Linked DNA regions of Homo sapiens: region 2 is linked to region 1. The links are chromatin loops, found by intact Hi-C in ENCODE. Cell type or tissue: gastrocnemius medialis. All regions are shown on one strand. Links, peaks and the distances in the headings refer to the core of each region. The heading gives the core; the rest is flanking DNA.

Region 1 (10,071 bases), core at 4,852-7,351:
GTATTTCTGTGGTCTCAGTTGTTTTCTGTTTTATTTGTTTGGGTCTTCTCTTTTTCCTAGTTTAGCTAAAAGTCTGTTAATTTTGTGTATCTTTTTTTTTTTTAAAGGCCCAACTTTTCATTTTGTTGATCGTCTGTATTTTTTTTTTTAGTCTCAATTTTATTTATTGCTGCTCTGATCTTTATTATTTCATTCCTTCTACTAATTTTGGGTTTGGCTGGTTCTTGCTTTTCTAGTTCCTTGTGGTACATTGTTAGGTTATTTATTTGAAATCTTCCTAGTTTTTAAATTTAAGCATTTATTGTTATAAATTTCCCTCTTAGAATTGCTTTTGTCATATCCCATAGGTTTCGGTATGTTGTGTTTCCAGTTTCTTTTGTTTCAGTAAATTTTTTAATTTCCTTCTTAATTTCTTCATTGTCCCATTGGTTGCTCAGGAGCATTTTTCCTAATTTGTGTAGTTTCCAACATTCCTCTTGTTATTGATTTCTAGTTTAATTCCATTATTGTTGAGAAAAAATACTTAATATGGGTTCTACTTTTTTGAGTTCCTTGGGAAATGTTTTGTAGCCTAATATATGATCTATTCTTCAGAATGTTCCATGAACTGATGAGAAAAATGTGTATTCTACAGCAGTTGGGTTAAATGTTCTGTATATGTCAGTTAGGCCTATTAGGTCTAGTGTGTGGTTTCACTCCGATGTTTCTTTGCTGATTTTCTGTCTGGATGATCTGTCCACTGCTGAAAGTGGGATGTTGAAATCTACAATTACCATTTTGCAATCTCTCTATCTATTAATGTTCACTTTATATACTTGGAGCTCCAGTGTTAGATAGATAGATATTTGTAATTGTTATATCCTTTGCTGAGTTTACCCCGTTATCATCTTATAGTGACCTTGTTTCTTTTAACAGTCTTTGATTTTTAGTCTATCTACTTCTGCAGCTTTTTGGTTTCCAGTTGCATAGAATATCTTTTCCCACCCTTTTGCTTTCAGACTATTCATGTCTTTATAGGTGAAGTAGGTTTTTTGTAGGCAGCATATAGTTGAAACTTGTTTATTTTTCAACCACAGTATGCCTTTTAATTAGAAAACTGAATTCATTTACATTTAATATTATTATTGACAAGTAAGGACCTACTACTGCTATTTTGTTGCTTAGTTTTTGGTCGCTTTTTAACTCCTTTTTTCCATTTTAACTGTCTTCTTTTGTGGTTAAGTGATTTTTTCTCTAGTAGTATGTTTTAATTTGTTGCTTTTTATTTTTAGTGAATCTATTACAGATTTTTATATTTTGGTTACCATGAGGCTTACATAAAACATCTTATGTATATAACAAGTTATTTTAAAGAGATGACAACTTATCTTAGATCAAAAGAAAGGTATAGAAACAAATTTTTGAAAAAGAAAAAATTCTATACTTTAACTCTATCCCCCTACATTTTGCCTCAATTTATATTATTTTTATATTACCTATCTCTTAACAGGTTGCTATAGCTATCATTGTTTTTCATAGATTCGAAGATGGGACTTTCATCACAGGACTCTGTGCAGACACTCCCCTGTACTAGCCTGGAGCTTGATAGCTCTGCTGTGTGAATAATCACTCAGTTTGGCTCTCAGGAAGCCACATCTCTAGGGGAAGGGGAGGAGCAATACATTAAGGAAGCACCCGTGGGACAAAAGAATCTGAAGAGCAGCCCTTGAGTCCCAGATCTTCCCTCTTACATAGCCCGCCCAAATGAGAAGGAACTAGAAAAACAATTCTGGTAATATGACAAAACAAGATTTTTTACCACACCCGAAAGATCACACTAGCTCATGAGCAATGGATCCAAACCGAGAAGAAATCCCTGAATTGCCAGAAAAAGAATTCAGAAGGTCGATTATTAAGCTAATCAAGGAGGCACCAGAGAAAGGTGAAGTCCAACTTAATGAAATAAAAAAAAAAGAAAATGATACAAGATATGAAGGGAAAGCCCTTCAGTGAAATTAGATGGCATCAATAAAAAACAATCAGTTTCTGGAAATGAAAGACACACTTAGAGAAATGCAAAATACACTATTAAGTCTCCATAATAGAATCAAACAAACAAAGAACTTCAGAGCTCAAAAACAAGGTTTTCAAATTAATTTTAAAATTACCAACAAAAAGTTTGAGACCAGATGGATTCACAGCTGAATTCTATCGGATATTCAAAGAAGAATTAGTACCAATCTTATTGGCACTATTCCACAAGATAGAGATAGAGATTCTATGAAGTCAGTCTCACCCTAATGCCACCTCACCTAAAACTACAGGCCAATATTCCTGATGAATATAGATGCAGAAATACTTAACAAAATATTAACTGAATCAAACAGCGTATCAAAAAGATAATCCACCATGATCAAGTGGGTTTCATACCAGGGATGCAGGGATGGTTTAACATACACAAGTCAATAAATATGATAAACTACATCAATAGAATTAAAAACAAACATTACATGATCATCTCAACAGACACAGAAAAAGCATTTGACAAAATCTAGCATCTCTTTAGGATTAAAAGCCTCAGGAAAGTCAGCACAGAAGGACATACCTTAATGTAATAAAAGCCATCTATGACAAACCCACAGCCAACTTAATACTGAATGATTCTGCACCTGAATCAATACAGAATATTGATTCTACTCATCCATACATGCTCATGGATGAGTAAAACCAATATTGTGAAAATGACCATACTGCCAAAAGCAATCTATAAATTCAATGCAGTTCCCATCAAAATACCACCATCACTCTTCACAGAGCTAGAAAAAATCCTAAAATTCATTTGGAACCAAAAAAGTTCAAAGCATTCCCCCTAAGAACTGGAGCAAGACAAGGATACCCACTCTCACCACTTCTATTTAACCTAGTACTGGAACGCCTAGCCAGAGCAAACAGACAAGAGAAAGAAATAAAGGGCATCCAAATTGATAAAGACGAAGTCAAACTCGCTGTTTGCTGATGATATGACTGTATACCTAGAAAATCCTAAAGACTTCTGCAAAAAGCTCCTAGAACTGATAAATGAATTCAGCAAAGTTTCAGGATACATAATCAATACACACAAATCAGAAGCTCTGCTATACACCAACAGTGACCAAGCTGAGAATCAAGAACTCAATCCCTTTTACAATAGCTGCAAAAAAAAAAAAAAAAAAAAACTAAAATTTTTAGGAATATATTAAATACCTAACCGAGGAGGTGAAAGACCTCTACAAGTAAAACTACAAAACACTGCTGAAAGAAATCATAGATGACACAAACAAACAGAAACACATCCCATGCTCATGGATGGGTAGAATCAATATTGTGAAAATGACCACACTGCCAAAAGCAATCTACAAAGTCAACGCAATGCCCATCAAAATACCACGATCATTCTTCACAGAACTAGAAAAAACATCCTAAAATTCATTTGGAACCAAAAAAGAGCCCGCATAGCAAAAGCAAGAAGAAGCAAAAAAAAACAAATCTGGAGGCATCACATTACCTGACTTTATACTACAAGGCCACGGTCACCAAAACAGCATGATACTGGTATAAAAATAGGCACATAGACCAACGGAACAGAATAGAGAATCCAGAAATAAAGCCAAATACTTACAGCCAACTGATCTTCAACAAAACAAACAAAAACGTAAAGTAGGGAAAGGACACGCTATTCAACCAATGGTGCTGGGATAATTGGCAAGCCACATGTATAAGAATGAAACCGGATCCTCATCTCTCACCTTATACAAAAATCAACTCAAGATGGATCAAAGACTTAAATTTAAGACCTGAAACCATAACAATTTTAGAAGATAACTTTGGAAAAACCCTTCTAGACATTGGCTTAGGCAAAGATTTCATGACCAAGAACCCAAAAGCAAATGCAATAAAAACAAAATTAAATAGATGGGACTTAATTAAAAACTTCTGTACAGCAAAAGAAACAATCAGCAGAGTAAACAGACAACCCACAGAGTGGGAGAAAATCTTCACAATCTATACATCTGACAAAGGACTAATATCCGGAATCTACAAGGAACTCAAACAAATCAGCGGTAAAAAAAACAGACAATCCCATCAAAAAGTGGGCTAAGGACACGAATAGACAATTCTCAAAAGAAAATATACAAATCGGCAACAAACATATGAAAAAATGTTCAACATCACTAGAGATCAGGGAAAAGCAAATCAAAACCACAATGAAATATCACCTTACTCCTGCAAGAATGGCCATGCTCAAAAAATTAAAATATAATAGATGTTGGCGTGGATGTGGTAAAAAGGGAACGCTTCTACGCTGCTGCTGGGAATGTAAACTAGTACAACCACTATGGAAAACAGTGTGAAGATTCCTTAAAGAAATAAAAGTAGAACTATCATTTGATTCAGCAATCCCATTTTGGATATTTACCCAGAGGAAAAGAATTCATTATACAAAAAAGATACTTGCACACGCACGTTTATAGCGGCACAATTCGCAATTGCAAAAATATGGAACCAGCCCAAATGCCCATCAATCAACAATTGGGTAAAGAAATTGTGATATATATGTACCATGGAATACTGCCAAGCCATAAAAGGAACAAAATAGTGGCATTCACAGTAATCTGGACATAATTGGAGACCATTATTCTAAGTGAAGTGACTCAGGAATGGAAAACCAAACATTGTATGTTCTCACTCATAAGTGGGCGCTAAGCTATGAGGATGCAGAGGCATAAGAGTGATACAATGGAGTTTGGGGCCTTGGGGGAAAGGGTAGGAAGGGGGTAAGGGATAAAAGATTACACACTGGGTACAGTGTACACTACTCGGATGATGAGTGCACAAAAATCTCAGAAATTGCCACTAAAGAAGTTATTCATTAATCAAACACCACCTGTTCCCCAGAAACCTACTGAAATAAAAAAAAATAAATTTTAAAAAATGCTTAACATCTCGAATCACCAGGGAAATGCAAATCAAAATCACAATGAGATATCACCTTGTACCTGTTAGAGTGGACATTATCAAAAAGATGATAGATAAGTGTTGCTGCAGATGTGGATGAAAAGGAGCCCTTGTACATTTTGTAGGAATGTTAATTTGTGGAGCCATTTTGGAAACAGTATGGAGGTTCCTCCAAAAACTCAAAATAGAATTACTATATGATTCAGCATTACTACTACTGGGTATATATCTAAAGGAAGTGAAATTAATATGTAAATGAAATACCTGTACCCTCATGTTTATTGCCACACTATTTACAATAGCCAAGATATGAAACCAATTTAAGTGCCCAGCAACAGATGAATAATTTTTTTTTTTGAGACAGAGTCTTGCCCTGTCACCCCGACTGGAGTGCAATGGCGTGATCTCGGCTCACTACAACCTCTGCCTCCCGGGTTCAAGCGATTCTTCTGCCTCCGCCTACCAAGTAGCTGGGTTTACAGGTGCGCACCACCACACCTGGTTAATTTTTGTGTATCTTTAGTGGAGACAGGGTTTCACCATGTTGGTCAGGCTGGTCTCGAACTTCTGACCTTGTGATCCACCCGCCTTGGCCTCCCACAGTGCTGGGATTACAGGTGTGAGCCACTGCACCTGGCCAAATGAATGTTTTTAAGTTTTACACACACACACACACACACACACACACACACACACACAATGAAATACTACTCAGCCATAAAAAAGCAGAAAAATTTGCAACATGAGTGAATCTAGAGGACATTGTGTTAAGTGAAATAAGCCAGGCACAGAAAGACAAATATCATGTAGTCTCACTTATATTTGATATCTAAAAAAATCACAGAGTAGAATGGTAGTTACTGGAAGTTGAGCGGGGTGAAAAGGGTGGAGAGGGAAAGGGGACATGTTGGTGAGAGGGTATGAAGTTCCAGTTAGACAAGAGGAATAAGTTCTGGTGATGTTTTGCACAGCAGGGTGACTTTAGTTAGTAATAACGTATTGTATATTTCAAAAATTTCTAAAACAGTGGATTTTAAATGTTCTCACCACAAAAAAGTGATAAGTATGTGAGGTGATGGATATGCTAATTGGCCTAATTTGCTTACTCCACAATGTATAGATGCATTAAAGCATCACATTGTACCCCATAAATATATACAATAATTATTTTTCAATTAAAAATTAAGAAAAATAGTTTAAGCTCTCCCCTATTCCTGATTGAATCTAGAATCTGCACCATTTGGTGGAGGTCTGCTTCCTTTGCTTCACTTTTACTCTAGATGGCAGCAGCAGAACAAAATAGAGGAGAAAAATCTGTTCTCAATGAGATGATTCCCTGTCTACTATGTAAAAAAAAAAATCTCAATGTTATTTGAAACAAAATATACCACTTAAAAATTTTCTTTCATTATAGAAATACTTTAACAGTATTTCAATTATTAAAAATCAATGTACAGATGTCTTCATAATTGTTCAACTTGTCAGGACACTAATAAGATATTTACAGAAATTTTTTATGATAATATTTCTGTAAAGACTCACTCACTGCTTATATTAACAGATTTACACTTGGAGGCTAAGGTGTCATGTTTGAATATCAAATACACTTTTTAAATTGATGGAAACATAAGGGATAAATAATCGAAGGGATAACAGAAATTCTCTGGGTGAATATATTACAGAAATAAAACTTTAATATTTCTCTAATAACCATGTTTTTAAGATTATTTCAAATAAAAATATACACATGAAACTGGCTTTAAATATATTAAAATTATAGCTTGTAAGCATTTAAAAAGAAATAATTTTATTATAAAACAACATTTTCCACCATCACACTTTAAACTGTGAGGATTTATGATGCAAGAGAATTTGTAGATGAGATTGCAGAAACACTGGAAACATTATAAAAACAAAGAGACCTAGAGAGGAACCAAGAGATTAAAAGAAAGATGCAAGTTATCATAATTTTCAAAAAGGCACTTCCAGAAAATATAATTTATTTTGCTTGACATTATAGCCTCACAAAACTCTCGTCTAGATTAAACAGAATTCCCAAGAGCTTAGAAAATAGAATTGTCCAAGTTTTGTGCCTTATAGCTCTATATTCATGCCTCTATATTCATAGATTTATGTATTTATTAAGACAATTTTCCTGCAGAGGGCATCAAAATATCTTGGAGAAGGGTTATCTTTTTCCAAATTACACAAAGGTGCCATTTGGACTAATGGTGGCACTGTTATCATGAATCAGAATGGCTTTACTAAATTAAAGCCCTGCCAAACTAAAACTTCCCTTTTTGTGCTAGAATTATTGGCTTAATAAGAATTTATTAATCAGAGCCTTCAGATTATCATTGTCCAATCAGTTATTTAACCAGATAGATGGAGAGGCAGCATAGAATAGTGTCAAGGAGGCAGGCTTTGGGTGGAGATCTTAGTTGGATTTCTAGCTCTGCCATTTACTCATAGGCCCCGCTTATGTTTATGTGAATTGGAAAGCAGCTTGGCATTCTGTGATTGGAACATTAATTTTTTATTTTCTTTATCTAACCATTGCATTCAAGAAATTTAACCTGAGGGAAAAATCAGGAAGGTGGAAAAAGCTTTATGCACAAAGAAATTAATCACTGTGTGATTTATAATAGTGAACAAACTGAAAATGAGGTACAACAGGGAAATGGTTAAGTGAATTACAAAATACAGTAAGATTCAGTAATCAAATGAGCATTTATCAAAGGTTTACAACATGCCATGTATTCTGCCTGGCACTGGAGATTCAGCACTGAACAAGATAGATATGGAATCTGACTTTTCTATGATAATTTAACATCAACTTAAAGTAAGCAGGAGGCAAGCACTTATAACACCATACTATCCACTATACGGTTTATATATGGATATATGTATATGTGTGTATATGCAGAAAAAATACTAGAAGAAAATAAATCAATATGTTAATAATTGTTAGGTCTTTTGTTATAATAATTTTATATACTTTTCAATATTTTCTACAATGAGAATGTTACTGTTAAAATTTTTTTTTTAATTATACAAAATGGCATTATACCAAAGGTAGGCTACAAAAGAAAACAAAATTATCGAATAATGTACTTAAAAGTCAAGATCACTTCATGGTACAGGAAATCCCTTCAGATATAAAGACATATTACATTGTCTTTTCTTGTATTTTGATTTCCATCACAGTGTCCTTTGGAAAGCTCACTTCCTCTCTAGCATTCGGAAGGCCTGTCTGTTCTTATGCGGGGAAGGAATGTGAATGCTAGCAGCACATTCCACCCTGGTGACACAAGGGGGTGCACAGGACTTGCTTCCAAATGTTTCCCTTTGTCTTCTTGGAAAGAAGAGGGAAAAAAAAACCTGACATTTGATTTGGTGACCAACTAAAATGTTTTAACAGGCTTATGTATACAGTTCACAGCGCGTTTCTAACGCGAGAGATCTCTGAGGGCATGATCCTGTGTACAAACCACTCCTACTTCCCCACATTTATTTCACAAGAAAAAATATTGCAGGAGAATGAGTGGCCTTTTAAAGCACAATTAGTGAAACAGGAGACTGCCTGAATGGCCCAGAATAGGGATTGTTAAAGAAATGATGGCACATAATAAACAAATTAGAAAATAACCATTAAAAATAATGTTGACATGGAAAGGACATTAAAAAGCAATTCATACAATAATACATACAATATGGTCTAATTTTTTTATTTAAATGTATTACATGAATAAGTAGAAAAATCTGGAAAGAGATATACCAAACTATTAACAGTCATTATCCTTGAAAGCTGGATGACAGGTTTATTACCTTCTTCCTATATATCTACATTTTACAATTTTTGTGTACAATGAATAAAAATTTGATTTTAAAATAAGAAAAATAAATGAGTATTCCCAAATAAGTACCAGTTCTTATGATCCTTATTAATTAAATATATGTAAATTGCTACAAATCACCCAGAGATATGGTGACAATATAGCCCTGTTTGCCAAAGACAATTTCACTTTGTAACTGTTGTTCTCATACAACTGTGAATAATGCCACTTTCACTCCAAAATTCTGAATAAGTCACCCTACATGTATATTTTTAAATTTGTACCCCTAGCAAGTTGTGCCACTTTTGTCCTTATATCAGCAGGTTGCTTCCAATCCAAAAGATCTCAATCCTTCTCTCTCCTAATATGCTAAGATGCAAGGCTAGTCCAGAAATCCTGAGATTCTCATGGCTGCACCAGGGTTAGCATGGGCCAGGGTATACCCCAAGACCCATCCAAATCACAGTCAAGACAGAATATTTTTGAGGCCCATCTTGACCCCTTGGCTGAAGTGCCTTTAAGGCACCCTACTAGCAGGACATCTTCTGACATGTTTTTTGAGACAGAACCCTGGCACTACTATGAGAGAGAATATTTTCCAAAGCACTGCTATACATGTAAAATCAATGATCCTACTGTCTTGGTTAAAATTCCTTGAATTAGAAGTAACAAACATGCTCAAATAACAAGTAAAAATGAAAAATTTGCAATTAATCTAAGAGTATCTCCCAACGTTTAGTACCTGGAGTCCGGCCAGGCTCTGGGTCTTAATTTCTAAGAGATACAATCTAATTGATTCAGTACAATGAATGGATTGGTTCCTCCTGGATTAGGTGTCCACCCTAACTCAATCAATTATGGCCAGGGAGTGGTGGAATAACAGTACTGAAATGGACTGCCCATGTGAATTAGGAAACGAGAATGTAGTCTGGGTAGATAGCCTCATGAAAATCTGCTTGCTAGCTTTCCCTCCTTCACGGAGAACTAGACAAGCTTCTCCTCTTCAATGACATACTCTGACTACATAGGCAGAAAAGAAGGAGCTTTTACCTGTACATCAGAAGTATTGTGATGATACCTCCAATGATACCCTTGACCATAGTTTTCAGCACAGCTGCCTCATAATTTCTTAATTCTATTGCCAACTTCCACAAGAACTGGGACCATAGTCCTTATCCACTTTCTCCATACTTTACATTCTATGATAAGGAGTCATGAGGAAGTTTCGGGTCACCCATCTGAACAGCAAAAACTTTATTCT
Region 2 (10,071 bases), core at 4,688-7,187, 270 kb after region 1:
GTAGTCATAACAATATCAGAATTAGCCTACCAAAGGGTCATTATTCTGTGGAGTTGGAAAATAAGTGGAGATGTAAAATTGCACTTTAATTTACATTTTGTTATTTTCCATGTAAATTGAGTACCTGAAATCAAAGATTCTATTTACAATATTGTTTTTGAAAGTCATCCATCATGTATAAATGAGTAGATAAGAATTTCTAAAGCTCTCCTAAGCAAATAGGAAGAAGGAGCATGTTATAAGACGAATCAACGTAATATTTTCTCTTTTTTTTCTTTAATTTTTAAATTTTACTTTAAGTTCCGGGATACATGTGCAGAATGTGCCGGTTTGTTACATAGGTATACATGTGCCATGGTGGTTTGCTGCACCTATTGACCCCTCCTCTAAGTTCTCTCCCCTCATCCCCCACCCCCCCAACAGGCCCTAGTGTGTGTTGTTCCCCACCATGTGTTCTCATTGTTCAACTTCCACTTACGAGTGAGAACATGCGGTGTTTGGTTTTCTGTTCCTGTGTTTATTTGCTGAGGATGATGGCTTCTAGCTTCATCCATGTCCCTGCAAAGGACACGATCTCATTCCTTTTTATGGCTGCGTAGTATTCCATGGTGTACATGTACCGCATTTTCTTTATCCAGTCTATTATTGATGGGCATTTGGGTTGGTTCCAACTCTTTGCTATTGTAAATAGTGCTGCACTAAACATACATGTGCATGCGTCTTTATAGTAGAATGATTTATATTCCTTTGGGTATATACCCAGTAATGGGATTGCTGGGCCAAATGGTATTTCTGGTTCTAGATCCTTGAGGAATCACCACACTGTCTTCTACAATGGTTGAACTAATTCACATTCCCACCAACAGTGTAAAAGCATTCCTATTTCTCCACAGCCTCGCCAGCATCTATTGCTTCTTGACTTTTTAATAATCACCATTCTGACTGGTGTGCGATGGTATCTTATTGTGGTTTTGATTTACATTGCTCTAATGATCAGTGATGTTGAGCTTTTTTTCATGTTTGTTGGTCACGTAAATGTCTTCTTTTGAGAAGTGTCTGTTCATATCCTTTGCCCACTTTTTGTTGGGATTGTTTTTTTCTTGTACATTTGTTTAAGTTCTTTGTAAATTCTGGATATTAGACATTTGTCAGATGGGTAGATTACAAAAATTTTCTCCCATTCTGTAGGTTGCCTGTTCACTCTGATGATAGTTTCCTTTGCTGTGCAGAAGCTCTTTAGCTTAATTAGATCCTGTTTATCAATTTTGGCTTTTGTTGCAATTGCTTTTGGCATTTTTGTCATGAAGTCTTTGCCCATGCCTATGTCCTGAATGGTATTGCCTAGGTTTTCTTCTAGGGTTTTTATGATTTTGGGTTTTACATTTAAGGGTTTAATCCATCTTGAGTTAATTTTTGTATAAGGTGTAAGGAAGGGATCCAGTTTTGGCTTTCTACATATGGCTAGCCAGTTTTCTCATCACCATTTATTGAATAGGAGATCCTTTCCCCATTGCTTGTTTTTGTTAGGTTTGTTAAAGATCAGATGGTTGTAGATGTGTGGTATTATTTCTGAGGTCTGTTCTGTTCCATTGGTCTGTATGTCTGTTTTGGTACCAGTAGCATGCTGCTTTGGTTACTTTAACCTTGTAGTATAGTTTGAAGTCAGGTAGCATGATGCCTCCAGCTTTGTTCTTTTTGCTTAGGATTGTCTTGGCTATACAGGGACTTCTTTGATTCCACATGAAATTTAAAGTAGTTTTTTCTAATTCTGTGAAGAATGTCAATGGTAGTTTGATGGGAATAGCATTGAATCTATAAATTACTTTGGGCAGTATGGCCATTTTCACGATATTGATTCTTCCTATCCATGAGGATGGAATGTTTTTCCATTTATTTGTGTCCCCTCTTATTTCCTTGAGCCGTGTTTTGTAGTTCTCCTTGAAGAAGCCTTTCACTTCCCTTGTTAGGTGTATTCCTAGGTATTTTATTCTCTTTGTAGCAATTGTGATTGAGAGTTCATTCATGATTTGGCTCTCTGCTTATCTATTATTTGTGTAAAGGAATGCTTGCGATTTTTGCACATTGATTTTGTATCCTGAAGCTTTGCTGAAGTTGCTTATCAGTTTAAGGAGTTTTTGGACTGAGATGATGGGGTTTTCTAATTATGAAATCATGTCATCTGCAAAAGAGATAATTTGACTTCCTCTTTTCCTATTTGAATACACTTTATTTCTTTCTCTTGACTGATTGCCCTGGCCAGAACTTCCAATACTATATTGAATAGGAGTGGTGAGAGAGGGCATCCTTGTTGTGTACTGGTTTTCAAAGGGAATGCTTCCAGCTTTTGACCATTCAATATGCTATTGGCATGTGTTTGTCACAAATAGTTCTTATTATTTTGAGATATGTTCCATCAATACCTAGTTTATTGAGAGTTTTTAACATGAAAGAACATTGAATTTTATCAAAGGCCTTTTCTCCATCTATTGAGATAATCATGTAGTTTTTGTCTTTGGTTCTGTTTATGTGATGGATTATACATGTCTTCAGTTCTGTTTATGTGATGAATTTGCATTATTTTGAACCAGCCTTGCATCCCAGGGATGAAGCTGACTTGACCGTGGTGGATAAGTTTTTTGATGTGCTGCTGGATTCAATTTGCCAATATTTTATTGAGGATTTCACATTGATATTCATCAAGGATATTGGTCTGAAGTTTTCTTTTTTTGTTGTGTCTCTTCCTGGTTTTGGGTATCAGGATGATACTGGCTTCATAAAATGAGTTAGGGAGGAGTCCCTCCTTTTAAATTATTTGGAATAGTTTCAGAAGGAAGGGTACCAGCTCCTCTTCATACCTCTGCTGGAATTCGGCTGTGAATCCATCTGGTCCTGGGCTTTTTTTGGTTGGTAGGCTATTAGTTACTGCCTCAATTTCAGAACTTGTTATCGGTCTATTAAGAGATTGGACTTCTTCCTGGTTCAGTCATGGGAGGGTGTATGTGTACAGGAATTTATCCATTTCTTCTACATTTTCTAGTTTATTTGCATAGAGATGTTTATAGTATTCTCTGATGGTAGTTTGTATTTCTTGGGGTCATTGGTGATATCCCCTTCATCGTTTTTGTATTGTGTCTATTTGATTCTTCTCTCTTTTCTTTTTTATTAATCTAGCTAGCTGTCTATCTATTTTGTTAATTTTTTTCAAAAAACCAGCTCCTGGATTCATTGATTTTTTTTGGAGGGTTTTTTGTGTCTCTATCTCCTTCAATTCTGCTCTGATTTTAGTTATTTCTTGTCTTCTGCTGGCTTTTGGATTAGATTGCTCTTGCTTCTCTAGCTCTTTTACTTATGATATTAAGGTGTCAATTTGAGATCTTTCTAGCTTTCTGATGTGGGCATTTAGTGCTATAAATTTCCCTCTTAACACTGCTTTAGCTGTATCCCAGAGATTCTGGTACATTGTCTCTTTGTTCTCATTGGTTTCAAAGAACTTCTTGATCTCTGCCTTAATTTCATTATTTACCTAGGAGTCATTCAGGAGCAGGTTGTTCAATTTCCATGTAATCGTGTGGTTTTGAGTGAGTTTCTTAATCCTGAGTTCTAATTTGATTGCACTGTGGTCTGAGAGACTGTTTGTTATGATTTCACTTCTTTTGGATTTGCTGAGGAGTGTTTTACTTCCAATTATGTGGTTGATTTTAGAATAAGTGCCATGTGACACTGAGAAGAATGTATATTCTGTTGATTTGGGGTGGAGCATTCTGTAGATGCCTATTAGGTCCACTTGATCCAGAGCTGAATTCAAGATCTGAATATCCTTGTTAATTTTCTGTCTCATTGATCTGCCTAGTATTGACAAAGGGGTGTTAAATTCTCCCACTATTATTGTGTGTGAGTCTAAGTCTCTTTGTAGATCTCTAAGAACTTGTTTTATGAATTGGAGTCCTCCTATATTGGGTGCATATATATTTAGAATAGTTAGCTCTTCTTGTTGAATTGTTTCCTTTACCATTATGTAATGCCTTTCTTTGTCTTTTTTAATCTTTGTTGGTTTAAAGTCTGCTTTGTCAGAGACTAGGATTGCAACCCCTGCTTTTTTTGCTTTTCATTTGCTTAGTAAATTTTCTTCCATCTCTTTATTCTGAGCCTATGTATGTCTCTGCACATGAGATGGGTCTCCTGAATACAGCACCTCGATGGGTCTTGCCTCTTTATCCAATTTGCCAGTCTGTGTCTTTTAATTGGGGAATTTAGCTCCTTTACATTTAAGGTTAGTATTGTTATGTGTGAATTTGATCCTGTCATCATGATGCTATCTGGTTATTTTGCACATTAGTTGATGCTGTTTCTTCATAGTGTCATTGGTCTTTATATTTTGGTGTATGTTTGCAGTGGCTGGTACTGGTTTTTCCTTTCGATATTTACTGCATCTTTCAGGAACTCCTCCAAGGCAGGCCTGGTGGTAAAAATCCCTCAGCATTTGCTTGCCTGGAAAGGATTTTATTTCTCCTTCACTTATGAAGCTTAGTTTGGGTGGATATGAAATTCTGGGTTAAAAATTCTTTTCTTTAAGAATGTTGAATATTGGTCCCCAGTCTCTTCTGGCTTATAGAGTTTCTGCTTGAGATATCTGCTGTTAGCCTGATGGGCTTCCCTTTGTAGGTTGCCTGGCCTTTCTCTCTGGCTGCCCTTAACATTTTTTCCTTCATTTTGATCTTGGAAAATCTGATGATTATGTGTCTTGGGGTTGATATTCTCATGTAGTACCTTAGTGGTGTGCTCTGTATTTTCTGAATTTTCACATTGGCCTGTCTTGCTAGGTTGGAGACGTTCTCCTGGGTAATATCTTGAAGTGTGTTTCCCATCTTATTTCCATTCTCCCCATCTCACTCAGGTACTCCAATCAATTGTAGGTTCAATCTTTTTATGAAGTCTCATATTTCTTGGAGACTTTTTTCATTCCTTTTTCATTCTTTTTTCTCTAGTCTTGTCTGCATGCCTTATTTCAGCAAGGTGGTCTTCAAACTCTGTTATCCTTTTTTTCTACTTGATTGATTCAGCTACTGATACTTGTGTATGCTTCACAAAGTTCTTATACTGTGTTTTTCAGCTCCATCAGGTCATTTATGATCCTCTCTAAACTGGTTATTCTAGTTAGCAGCTCCTCTAACCTTTTATCCAGGTTCTTAGCTTCTTTGCATTGGGTTAGAACATGTTCCTTTAGCTCAGTGTAGTTTTTTATTACCCATCTTCTGAAGTCTACTTCTGTCAATTTGTCCATCTCATCCTCCATCCAGTTCTATGCCCATGCTGAGAGATGTTGCGATCATTTGGAGGAGAAGAGGTACTCTGGCTTTTTGGGTTTTCAGCGTTTTCACATTGATTCTTTCTCATCTTTGTGAGTTTGTCTAGTTTCGATCTTTAAGGCTGCTGACCTTTGGATGGGGTTTTTTGTGGGGGCCTTTTTGTTATTGATGATGCTGTTGTTGTTGCTTTCTGTTTGTTTTTCTTTTAGTGGTCAGATCCCTCTTCTGTAGGGCTGCTGCAGTTTGCTGGGGGTTCACTTCAGGCTTTATTCATCTGATTCACTCCCACACCTGGAGATGCCACTCAAGGAGGCTGCAGAGCAGCAAAGATGTGTGCCTGCTCCTTCTTCTGGGACTCTGACCTTGAGGGGCACCAACCTGATGTCAGTAGGATCACTCCTGTATTGGGTGTCTGACAACCCCTGTTGAAGGGTCTCACCCAGTTGGATGGCACAGGGAACAGGACCCATTTAATGAAGCACTTTGACTGCCCCTTGGTGGAGGGGGTGTGCTTCACTGTGGGGAAACACACTTGTCTGGGCTGCCTGGATTCCTCAGAACTACCAGGAGGAAAGGCTAAGTCTGCTGGTCCACAGAGACTCTGACCACCCCTCTCCCTAGGGTCTCAGGCTCTGGGAGACCCTGGTTCTGTCCCTGAGCCTCTGGCTGGAGTTATTGAAGTTCCTGCAGGGAAGCCCTGCCCGGTGAGGAATGAGGTGTAGAGTCAGGCCTGAAGAGGCAATCTGGCTGCAGTCTGCCAAGCCAATGTGTTGGGCTGTGGAGGACACATCATGGGACCAAGCCATCCAGCCTCCCTGGCTCCAGCAGGGGAAAAGCATGGCCTGGAGCTATAGAGATGAATGCTGCCCTCCCCTGACCCAGGGAGCTTAGCATGTTAGGCAGTTGTGAGTCCCAGTGCTGGCTGCTGCCCCTCCCCCAAGGAGCTCAAGCTGCTTAGACAGCAGGCAGCTACAGCTGTGGTGCTTGTTGCCCCTCTCCCTGGAAGCTCAACAGCTGAGAGGCTGTTGAGAATCTGTGCAGCTTGGGGGTTGGGATGCTAGGCCCCAACAGCATGGGTTCACAAGTGGGATCTTCTGATCCGGGGGTTGCACAGTTCTGTGGAAAAAGCACGGTTTCCTCAGTTGGGTAGCATGCTCACTCACTGCCTCCCTTGGCTGGGGGTTAGGGGCTCCCCTGACCCATGTGGCTCTCAGGTGGGCTACTGTACCACACTTCTCTTCCTTCCTCTCCATGTATATCGCACCAGCCTCCTAGTCAGTTTTGATGAGAGAACTTGAATACCTTGGTTGCCGGTGAAGGATTCACATGCTTACTCTGGTTCTTTTCCATGGGAGCCTCTGATTGCTGCTGTTTCTAGTCAGCCATCTTGGCCCTGCCCTCCTTCATAATATTTTCTTTACCCAGACAAATTATACTGTGTATTAACAGCTAAGAACAGTTAGTAAAGAAATTTGACATGTATTCTGATTGTTAGTTGAGTAAATATCAATGAGTTGAAAATTCATTCTGATCTGTGGCTAGCCTTTGATGAAGTTTTAAAATCTTTCTGTTCCTCAGTTTCCTCATCTTTAAAGTAGTTGTAATGATCCCATTTATCTCATAAGCATAATCATATACTGGTATAGGACATGGTGAGACTCCTGGAAAAGTGTTCTGAGATATGAGCAGATGGATGTGGTTGTTATTTCCATAGTATGTTAGTAAGACAAACATGTTACAAGAACAGCCTGGGTTGCTTTATGGCATCTTACTGTTTACAAAATTAAAGAGCAGCTGTTATATTATTATTTAGCCCCACAAACTTGTTATTAAGATTAGAATAACTACACAAATTAAGATGATCATATATAAACTATATATTTGCATAAATGATAAAATAATAATGGAAATCTCTTAATGGGAAAGAACCACTCAGACATCTAAATAACAATAAACTGTCATTTTCTATATTCCCTTCCAGTTCTAGTCCAATACTTTTGACCTTTTTAGATTAGAATGGTAGAGGAGGAAAAGTAACTTTTTCCTCAACCCTCATGGGTTCTTAGTTGGAATGAATCCCCATAACAAAAGACAGATTAACTAGAGAAAAACAAACAGAAGTTTACTAATATATTTCGTATATATGTGGGAGATACCTAGGGGCTGAGTAATTCTCAAAGAGGTAGTTTTGAATTCTAGCTTATATAGCATCTTCAGCAAAGAATAGTAAATTTTTAGAGTAGTGACAGAACAAAGGAAGAGAACTGTGTCTGTAGGGACAGGAAATTGTGAGAAGGCAAATAAATGGCACATAAGGGCTAGTTAGTAAATCTTGTTCATGTAGAGTCATCTGATGCCATCTCCAGGCCAATAAGAGTCTAAAATTGTCTTCAGTGCTTAACCTTTGTCCTCCCTGCTAGAGAAGGGGGGAGGGATACTCTTGTCTTTCTAAATTTATATCCTGCTTTTAGGCAATTAGAAAGCAGAGAGCTTTCCTGCCCTCTCAATTGCCTTGGGTTCAAAACAGTCCTTAAGCCAAAGAAGCATATTTTGGGGTGGCATGTTCTTGTCTCCCACATAATCATAATAGAGATAAAATTTACTACTCTCTTTTGTAACAATATACTCTATTTCCCCATATTTTGCATAGTTTTTCAAACTGCCATTTTATATGACTGTGTAATGTTCCATTAGATACAAGTATTATAATGTACTTGACCATATTCCTATTGCTGGTAATCTGTCTTTATCTAAAAAGGAGTAATGAAAAGTTAAAAGTGTTCCACTGTAGCTGGTAGAAATTGGTCAATGATGAGGAAAGGCTGTAAAGTGTCACTTTAACTCTGGGGTCTTGTACATAGGAGTGCAGCTGAGGACAGTAAGTGAAGATACAGATTTGGGAAATATCAGCACGTAGATAAGTCATTCAAGACATGGGGACTTGAAATGAGGCAGGATTAGTGTAGATAGTTCAAAGAGTAACTGAGGACAGGAATCTAAAGGACAGCCACATTTAAGGACAAGCAGAGGGAACAAAGTTCAAAGGAGATGAAGAAGGAGTAGTCAGAAAGAAAGAGTAATGTCACAGAAGCCTGCTGAGGCCTGTGTTAGTCTATGACTTACACAGGGGCAGAACTGACTCTGGAATCTAGGGCTATTGATTTCAACTCCAGGTAGAGTTCTCCCACCTTGTAGGTAGGCACGATTCTCTCCTTTAACACTGTTTTCTACCTGGTTCCCATCAAGGACAGGATGCCTTCAGCTACAGATCTGTTTTGATTCCTTTAAATTGTGTTAGTCTCTCAATTTAAACACATAAACAAAGTCTAAGAAGGGACAGCTTGGTATAAAAGTTGTTTTGTGTATTTCTACTGGTATCTTACAGCAGTGATTGGCAAAAACTGGTTCAAGGACATTGGAAGTTCAGTTTCAGTAGCCCTAAATTGGGGTCCAGGCTTTTATTTTTTAATGATTTCCCAGGTACTTCTGATGAACATTCAGGTTTGGGAAACTTTGGCTTATTTATCCGAAGAGCATAAAATCTTCACAGAAGATTTTAGAATGGGACATCTAGAGGTTTGCTATACCAGGAGTAAAGAGATGAAGCATAGTCCAATTTTCATGACAACTTATTCTCATAAAGAAGTGGTCCAGAGCACTTGTATTTGCAGATCTTTTTTTCTTTGTTCAGAATATTAGGCAGGGTTCTGAGGAAATTGAAAAGAAGACAGCATGAATGAATGACTGAATGCACTCAATCTATAGAGGGAATGAGATCCCCAGATAGATATTAACAGAAAGAACATGTTTAAAGATAATCACAGCCAGTGGGAAAGGCAGAGTGGTATCCTCTGAGGGAGGAGCCTTGCAGGCTCCCTCACTTGCATCCTGTTTTCATTTCTTGGACCGCTTCATGGAAACTGTGTGTTGCTGTGGAACATGCCTTGGACTTGGCATGAGATGCCTTGAATTGAATGTCCACGGATATGGTTTGGCTCTCTGTCCCCACCCAAATCTTTTGTTGGATTGTAATCCCCAATGTTGGCAGAGGGACTTGGTGGGAGATGATTGGATTATGGGTGCAGATTTCCCCCTTGCTGTTCTGGTGGTGACAGTGAATTCTCATGAGATCTGGTTGTTTAAAAGTATGTAGCAGCTGGGCGCAGTGGCTCATGCCTGTAGTCCCAGCACTTTGGGAGGCCAAGGGGGGCAGATCACCTGAAGTCAGGAGTTCGAGACCAGCCTGGCCAACATGGTGAAACACTGTCTCTACTAAAAATACAAAATTAGTTGGGCATGTTGGTGTGCACCTGTAATCCCAGCTACTCAGGAGACTGAGGCATGAGAATCGCTTGCACCTGGGAGGCGGAGGTTGCAGTGAGCCAAGATGGTGCCAATGTACTGTGGCCCGGGCAACAAGAGCAAAATTCCATCTCCAAAAAAAAAAAAAGAATGTGCATAACACTTCCCCTTTTGCTGTCTCTACTAAAAATACAAAATTAGCCAGGCATGATGGCGCATGCCTGTAATCCCAGTTACTTGGGAGGGTGAGGCAGGAGAATCGCTTGAACCCGGGAGGCGGAGGTTGCAGTGAGCCGAGATGGCGCCACTGCACTCCAGCCTCAGTGAAAGAGCAAGACTCTGTCTCAAAAAAAAAAAAAAAAAGGGATTACAGGCTAACTGTAACAAACAGAACAATCAGATCAGATTAATGTCTAGATTCTTGGGTCTTATGTCCTAATAAACAAAAGGTTAGTACTGACAA

The links. Hi-C counts contacts between places; a loop is a spot of excess contacts. Peaks named below come from ENCODE experiments on the same cell type or tissue, not always from the same donor. Only the 100,000 strongest peaks of a DNase experiment are listed, where the experiment ranks them.
Region 2: a loop joins it to region 1, with 2.7 times the contacts of the local background. A loop is called at or near these places in 4 of 110 quality-filtered maps.

What each region holds. Positions count from the first base shown.
Region 1 is chr3:180,796,779-180,806,849 of GRCh38, forward strand. The region is part of intron 3 of LOC101928882 (a long non-coding RNA gene); the gene reads right to left. Among named protein-coding and RNA genes, the nearest start is that of FXR1, 110 kb to the right of the region's middle. RefSeq lists an enhancer at 7,953-8,490. In gastrocnemius medialis, for the core only: CTCF peaks have their summits at 6,244 (motif pointing right) and 6,443; no DNase peak of the experiment used is centred there.
Region 2 is chr3:181,069,085-181,079,155 of GRCh38, forward strand. The region is part of intron 1 of SOX2-OT (SOX2 overlapping transcript); the gene reads left to right. Among named protein-coding and RNA genes, the nearest start is that of SOX2-OT, 17 kb to the left of the region's middle. RefSeq lists an enhancer at 6,119-6,750. In gastrocnemius medialis, for the core only: no CTCF peak of the experiment used is centred there; no DNase peak of the experiment used is centred there.